Linked DNA regions of Homo sapiens: regions 2 and 3 are each linked to region 1. Evidence: read pairs that join two places in POLR2A ChIA-PET (ENCODE). Cell type or tissue: PC-9. All regions are shown on one strand. Region 1 overlaps SLC9A5 (solute carrier family 9 member A5). Region 2 holds the start of E2F4 (E2F transcription factor 4). Region 3 has its middle 5.9 kb from the start of MIR328.

What was found. ChIA-PET counts read pairs that join two places held together with the same protein. Peaks named below come from ENCODE experiments on the same cell type or tissue, not always from the same donor. Only the 100,000 strongest peaks of a DNase experiment are listed, where the experiment ranks them.
Region 2: POLR2A ChIA-PET joins it to region 1 with 5 read pairs; 4 of 35 experiments call an interaction of 5 or more read pairs at or near these places.
Region 3: POLR2A ChIA-PET joins it to region 1 with 7 read pairs; 5 of 35 experiments call an interaction of 5 or more read pairs at or near these places.

The regions. Positions count from the first base shown.
Region 1 is chr16:67,267,298-67,269,797 of GRCh38, reverse strand. The region is part of intron 15 of SLC9A5 (solute carrier family 9 member A5); the gene reads right to left. All of the region lies in intron 2 of LOC124903701 (a long non-coding RNA gene), which reads left to right. Among named protein-coding and RNA genes, the nearest start is that of PLEKHG4, 11 kb to the left of the region's middle. In PC-9, no CTCF peak of the experiment used is centred here; a DNase peak (open chromatin) is centred at 1,367.
Region 2 is chr16:67,191,168-67,193,667 of GRCh38, reverse strand. E2F4 (E2F transcription factor 4) reads right to left here and starts at 1,513. Exons shown (of 10, transcript NM_001950.4): 1 at 1,306-1,513; 2 at 798-907; 3 at 498-659; 4 at 153-196. The coding sequence starts at 1,440. RefSeq lists enhancers at 362-471, 1,552-1,691, 860-1,790 and a silencer at 1,272-1,461. In PC-9, no CTCF peak of the experiment used is centred here; a DNase peak (open chromatin) is centred at 1,557; H3K4me3 peaks cover 2,309 bases.
Region 3 is chr16:67,207,018-67,209,517 of GRCh38, reverse strand. It overlaps the pseudogene FBXL9P. Among named protein-coding and RNA genes, the nearest start is that of MIR328, 5.9 kb to the right of the region's middle. RefSeq lists enhancers at 901-1,467, 1,468-2,035. In PC-9, no CTCF peak of the experiment used is centred here; a DNase peak (open chromatin) is centred at 1,517; H3K27ac peaks cover 1,904 bases.

The DNA of each region.
Region 1 (2,500 bases):
GAAAGAGAATTCCTCTGGCCACCAACCACCCCAGCTCTCCAAAGTACAGTACAGCCTGTATCTGTTCATCGATAAAGTCCTGAGCAGCCCAATAAGCTTCTGTTTGAGTACATGTGTGAAATGTATTGATGCTATGATTAAAAGTAAAATGGTATCTCTTGAAAGACCTGGAATATTAAAATGCGATAACAACAACAAAAAGTGTAAAACAAAAAACCTTTGGTATTCACCTTTACAGGCTGCTAGGGAATGAATTCTTTGGTCTGAAAACTGATAAATGAAAGAATCAAGCATTTACTGGGTGAACTGTACCTCAAAGTAACCAAATAATTGATGAGGCGAGGTTTTTTGTTTTTTTGTTTGTTTGAGATGGAGTCTTGCTCTGTCACCTAGGCTAGAGTGTAGAGGCACGATCTCAGCTCACTGCAGTCTCCACCTCTCAGGTTCAAGCTATTCTCCCATCTCAGCCTCCAGAGTAGCTGGGATTACAGGTGCCCACCACCATGCCTAGCTAATTTTTTTTTTTTCGTATTTTTAGTAGAGACAGGTTTTCACCATGTTGGCCAGACTGGTCTCAAACTCCTGACCTCAGGTGATCTGCACACCTTGGCCTCCCGAAGTGCTGGAATTATAGGTGTGAGCCACTGCCTGTGGATTTACTGGTTTAAAGGAAATTTAAGAGACAGAGAAACATATTAAATGACACTTTGGGGATGCAACCAACAAAATCCAGACAGAGAAAGACTGTAGGACAAATAAGCAGGTTTCTTCAGTAAATACATCGTGAAGAAAAAAAAGTAGGGGGTTTGGGGGAAACTATGGATCAGGGTTTATCAAAGTTGACACTTGACATTTTGGGACAGCTACTCCTTTGCTGGTGAGGGTTGTCCTGTTCATTGTAGGATGTTTAGCAGCATCCCTGGCCTCTACCCCTCCATCCAAGGCCATCCTCCCCAGTTGTGACAACCAAAAATGTCTCTGGGCATTGCCAAATGTCCCCTGGGGGAGCAAAATCACTCCACCACCATCCCCCTGGAGAATCACTGCTATAGGTTAAAAGGGACATTGGACAAGCCTACTGTAAAAATATATATATATATATATATATATATATATATATATATATATATATATATATAATCAGGGAAATTTGAACGATGTTTGATGACAGATTTTTAGATATGGGAAAGGCATTGTGGTTACATATTTTTTAAAGAATCCTTTTTTCTTCCCCAAGAGACAGAGTGTTGTTCTGTTGCCCAGGCTGGAGTGTAGTGGCGTGATCATAGCTCACTGCAGCCTCAGCCTCCTGGGGTCAATTGACTAGAGGCATGCATCAGGAATCCTTATCTGAGGCCGGGTGGAGTGGCTTGAGCCCAAGAGGTTGAGGAAGCAGTGAGTCATGATCCGGCCACTGCACTCTTGCTTGGGTGTCAAAGAGAGATCCTAACTCAAAAAAAAAAAAAAAAAAATCCTTATCTGGCTGGGCATGGTAGTTCACGCCTTTCATCTCATCACTTTAGGAGGCTGAGAAGTAAAGATCACTTGAGCTCAGGACTTTAAGACTAGCCTGGGCAACATAACAAGGCCTCATCTCTACCAGAAAAAAAAAAAAAAAAAAGGCTGGGCATGATGGTGTGTGCCTGTAGTCCCAGCTACTCGGGAGGCTAAGGCAAAAGGACTGCTTAAGTCGGGGCATTCAAGGCTGCAGTGAGCTATGATCGCACCACTGCACTCCAGCCTGGGTGACAGAGAGAGACCATCTTGAAAGAAAAAAAAAGAATCCTTATATTTTAGAGACATGTACTGAAGTATTTATTGATAAAGTGATATGATATTTGAGACTTGCATCAAAGGAACCCAGTGGAGGGTGGGGCATAGGTGAGGTTTAGGTGAAATAAGATTGGCTATGAGTAGGTAATTATTGAAGCTGGATAATGGATAGATGGGAGTTTATTTTATAGTTCTATCATTGTATATTTTGAAATTTTCTATAATAAAAAATGTTTAAAGACACTTGAGGGTGCCAACCACCAGTGATACTAACAATATGAGTGAATTAGGTCTCTATACATACAGAAAAATGCTTATATACTGTATTTTTGTCCACAATAACTCCATTTTGATGAATTCAGGCTGCTCCTCCAGGTCAGGCTGCCACCTTCACCTGGGGATCTACTTGAGGGCATGGGTCTCAACAGAGCCCATGGTTTGCTCACCACCTCCTATTCCTCACTAGACTACAAAGGGAGGCAGCATGGCCTTGAAAGGGTGTGGGTGGGCACGGTGGCTGACACCTGCAATCCCAGCATTTTGGGAGGCCAAGGAGGGAAGACTGCCAGGAGTTTGAGACCAGCCTGGGCAACACAGTGAAACCTCATCTCTACAAACAATTTTTAAAAATCAGCTGGGTGCTGAGCACGGTGGCTCATGCCTGTAATCCCAGCACTTTGGGAGGCCGAGGAGGGCAGATCACCTGAGGTCAGGAGTTCGAAACCAG
Region 2 (2,500 bases), 76 kb after region 1:
CTCAGACAGAAGACTTACCCTGCCTGGTTCCTCTCTGAGCAGGCCCCAGAAACCCTCTTAAGAGACAGAACTCTCCTAAGACACTGAGCCCAGTGCTCAGGACTTTGGCTGAGCCCAGCCCACCCCCTTACCCCTACCCAGGCTCTGCTCACCAGCAAAGCATCTGCAGATGTCCTCATGAGTGACGTAGGCCAAAGTGTGAGGGTTAAGGAGAATGGCTGATGCCCTATGGTGACAGATGGCAGACTACAGAAAAGACCCAATTCTTTAGCTAAGGTCTGACACACAGGCCCTCAGAGACCGTTCTGGGGACTCAGGTCCACCGGGGGAGGGATCACAGGCTAAGAGTGGAAGGGGAGGGGCTCTGAGGAGGGAGCCTGAGGCTGGGCCATGGCCAGTGGCTATAAGACAAACTCCCAAGAGGAACAGGACTCAGGGCAAGTTGAACCAGAGGGCCCCTTGCCCACTCCCCCCAGCAGGGACCGCCAGGAGGATATCAGCTGTTCTGCACGTCCTCTGTGACGTTCCGGATGCTCTGCTGCACCCACACCTTGTGCTGGTCTAGTTCTTGCTCCCGCTGCTGCAGCTCCTCGATCTCTGCCTTGAGCTCAATCAGTTTGTCAGCAATCTCCCGGGTATTGCAGCCAGGCCCCACACCCCTGAGCCCAGGGAGTGGGGCTGAGAGGGACTGCTGAGAACTCTGGGTCCCATGGCCCCTGCCTTCTTCGGCACCCTCCACCCCACGCCCGACACTTCTGGGTGGGAGACTCTACTACCCTCCCACTATGCCCACTCACTTCCACTGGATGCTGTTCTTGGACTTTTTCTCGATTAGCCCGATACCTTCCAAAACATTGGTAATGTCGTAAATCCGCCGCTTCTGGCGTACAGCTAGGGTGTCAGCTGCCTGGCAGAGAGAATGGAGAATGCTCAGCCCCACTCTGGGGTGTACCCCCAGCCACCCTGAGACGTGGTCTGGGAAGGGAGTAATCTGGATTCCAACCCTGTAGTGCCTCCCAGGCGCTACTGCAGCTCAGGACCGCAGCTCTGTCCCATAGGCAGCTCTTCTCCTCGCCAGCCAGGAAGGGCCACGAGGACGAACACCTGCAGCCCGAGCCTGGCCCATAGCTGTAGCTCGATGGCCTCGGCCGAATGAATGAAACATCCCCCGGCTTCTCTCCTGTGAGAAAGCACACGATGGCGGCCGGCTCTCGGAGGACCCAGCTGGGCCGCCCCCGGGGTTCCCGCTACCGGCCCAGGCCTGGTCCACCAGCCTCCCTTGTCTCCCCTTAGCCCAGGCCGCACCAGCTTGAGGTCAAGCACGCCGTCCTTGGCCTCCTGCAGAAGGGACACGAACTTGGTGGTGAGCAGTCCCAGGCTCTTTTCGTGCCGGCTTGGAGTGCCCGGGGGCGGCGGCGCCTGTGGCCCGGCCTCCGCCATCGCGCCCGCCCGCCGCCTCCCCTCAGCCAGGCCAGGCCAGGCCGGCGCCGCCGCCACTTCCGCTTCCGTTCCTGGCCGCCGGGCAGCCGGAGCCAGCGTTACTGCTTCCGCTTCCGTCCCGTGCGCCTTCCAGGGAACGTGGCGCTATTGCTGTCTGTGGGTGCAGCCGCAAAACTTCAGGGACCAGTAGCAAATGTCCAGCCTCCGAATAAGACGAAAACTACCTGGGTAGACCGGGGAGTTGGGATGAAGTTGGGGAGGAATGAGAAGGGCGTCAGTGGGCCGCCCTGGCAGTAGAGAAGGGGACGCCATCGGAACTTTCCTTGCCAATCTGCCCCAACATCACTAACTCTGCCTAGTCCCCATCTTGGGAGAGGAGACCACACTACCTGACTAATCCAATCTGCTCCCTCAAACCTGTTCCTTTTCCATTTTTTTCTCTTTATTTATTCTTTTATATATTTCAAACTCATTTTACTGCCACATCAAACCTGTTCCTAAAGGCTGCCCTACTGTCTTGGGGTCACCCCATCTATTCCTATCCCTCACTTCCTGCCAAACAGCAAGCACTAACTATATCTACCTTGTCCACCTTGTTCCACCCATGGTCCTAGCCTCATCTTTCGCTCGTCTTGTCCTCACAGTACAGTGCTCAGAGACTATGGGGTTATGAACACTTCAGCCAATGCAAACGTGTTTACCTATGTGTAAATATCAGTAAAGCACTCAGTCATTCCTGGCATGCAGGAATGTGTGATACGGTCATTTTGTAACTTTTAACATTGTTACTATTTATTATTGTTTCTTTTAGATCAGGTCCTCTGGGAAATGGGACTCGAGATAGGGTTTTGCAGCAAGTTTGTTGGGGATCCACACTTTTTTTTTTTGAGACAGGGTCTCACTCTGTTGCCCAGGCCGGAGTGCAGTGGCAAGATCAATGCCGTCTCAGCTTCCTGGGCCCAAGCGATTCTCCCACCTCAGCCTCCCAAGTAGCTGGGACCACAGGCATGCACCACCATGCCCGGCTCATTTATTTTTAGTTTTTTAGAGATGTGGGTCT
Region 3 (2,500 bases), 60 kb after region 1:
GTCCCTCTTTAGCGGATTATTTCTTCAGCCTGTCCATTTGACCAGGGCATTCCCAACCTAAAAACCGTCTCTCCACCTTGTTCCCCTCCAAGCGCCTCTCTTCCCGGCCTTACTCCTCCTCTTTGGCACCAAGCACGTCAGATATGTAGTACAACATCCCCGTGTCCTCTCAGCTGCTGCCTCCAGGCCTCAAGTTCTTGTGTCCCTGAAGCTCCCCTCTGTGCATCTCTCTACAAACCAGCCTCCTCTACTCTGCCCTTAGCTCCTGCTCCCCGTCCCTAACTGCTCTGGCAGCTGGCAGCTCTACCTACATCTCACTGTTTTGCGTCCAGCTCTAGAGGGAGCAACTCCGATTGGCTTAGCAGGGTCAACTGGCTGGTCCAGTTGTGAGCTGTGGTCTGAGGTGGCCTCATTCACTTTTTTGGCAGGGGCTGGGAGCATAGGCAGGGTGGCCACCCTAGGCCTTGCCACCTGCATCCTTCCTGCCCCAGCCACAGTCCAGGCCTTTTTCCTGTGGCAACCCCCATGGCCCACCCTGTCCACCCCCAACTTTCACTACCAGCACAGGGACCATGTTTCTTCCTTCCTTGGACCCTCTGGTAGCTCCCTCCTGCCTGTGGGGTGAGAACCTTGAACAGACCCTTTCTAGCTACCCCTGCCAGGCCAGGTGGCATAGGCAACCAGCTGGTGCTCCATCCTGTCTCCTCCCTTCCTCCCTCCTAGGATGCCTCAGTGCTCTCCATGATCCCAGCACTGGGCCTGAGCCTCAGGGTGCTAGACCTGTCCTCCTGTGTGGCCCTCACCAACAGGACCCTGCAGGCCATCTGCACCTACCTCACCCACCTCTCAGTCCTGCGCCTGGCGTGGTGCAGGGAGCTCTGTGACTGGGGGCTTCGGGGGCTGGGGGAGCCTGTGCAGGGGACCCAGGTGTGGGACCCTCGAGGTCTTGGAGGACGGGGTGGCCCCTGGGATCAGCTGCCCTCCTGCCCCTCCCAAGTCTCTGTAGGAGTATTTAAGGGCAAACTCAGGAGGAACCTGAGAAGCAAAGGCTTCTTCCCACAGTCACGCCCAGAGCTGGAGCATCAGGCCTCAGGTACCAAGGACGCCTGTCCAGAGCCACAGGGCCCCTCCCTGCTCACGCTGCGGGCCCTGCAGGAGTTGGACCTCACAGCCTGCAGCAAGCTGACTGATGCCAGTTTAGCCAAGGTGTGGGGCTGGGGGTGCGGGTAGGCTGAGGATCTGGGGGCTGAAGTCAGGGGTCTGGGCCAACCCACTTTTTGCTTGGAAAAAAGTTGACCTTGGAGTTCCTTTTTCATTGGCTTCTGCTGCCTCTAGTCACGCCCTGGCTGGGGTGGGAGGATCTGGAAAGGCCAAGGCTGTGGGCTCCAGTGGCATTTACCTCTCCCCTACCCTCCCCATCCTTGTAGGTGCTCCAGTTTCTCCAGCTGAGGCAGCTGTCCCTTAGCCTGTTGCCAGAACTCACAGACAACGGCTTGGTTGCTGTGGCCAGGGGCTGTCCTAGCCTGGAGCACTTGGCGCTGAGTCACTGCAGCCGACTCAGTGACAAGGGCTGGGCCCAGGCAGCCAGCTCCTGGCCAAGGCTGCAGCATCTCAACCTGTCCAGCTGCAGTCAGCTCATAGAGCAGTAAGTGTGTCCGATGACACCAGGCAGATGGAGCCACGGTGCAGGGGCTGGGCTGGGTCCCACACCGGGCCAGGCACTCATCAGGTGGCCTCCCCACAGGACACTGGATGCTATTGGGCAGGCGTGCAGGCAGCTCCGGGTGTTGGATGTGGCCACGTGCCCTGGCATCAACATGGCCGCCGTCAGACGCTTCCAAGCCCAGCTGCCCCAGGTGTCCTGTGTCCAGTCCCGCTTCGTGGGAGGGGCTGACCTGACCCTAACACTCTGAGGCCAGGTCAGTAACCAGCCCTGCAGCACAGCCTCCTTGACTCCCCCAGTCTCCAACCCTGGCCTTGACCCGGGTTGCTTTTTGCCTCCCTCTACTGCAGACCCTCTAGGACTGGGGGTGGGGCCAATCCAGGGCAGCCCAGAGGGAACATCCTGCCACACCGCCTGGCAGTAGCCTCTTTCCAGCTACACGTCGCTGCCACAGGCCCCTGGAAATGCTACCTACGTGTTGCCGCCACAGGCTCCTGCTCTCTGGCCAAGCCCTGGGTGGGAGGCCAGGCCCCCAGCGGGCAGGGTCTGGTGCTGGGAGGAGCAGAGCCTCTGCCTCTTGCCTGCCCTCCTCTCAGACCTAAGGCCGGGCTCCACCTACTCCTGTGGGACTCTCCCAGCACCCTGTGTGCACTGAGCTTCAGCAGCTGAGCCTAGGTCTGTGCTGTAAATCCTAAGATTAAACATTCCAGATAGTACCTCCTTGTCTTAAGTTCTCAGACTAAAGGGCCCCTCCCCTCCCAGCTTCAGCTGAAGTGGCCCTGGGGCAGGCGGAGAAAACCCTGAGGCACGCTCCTTCCTCAGGCCTGGCCCACAGCC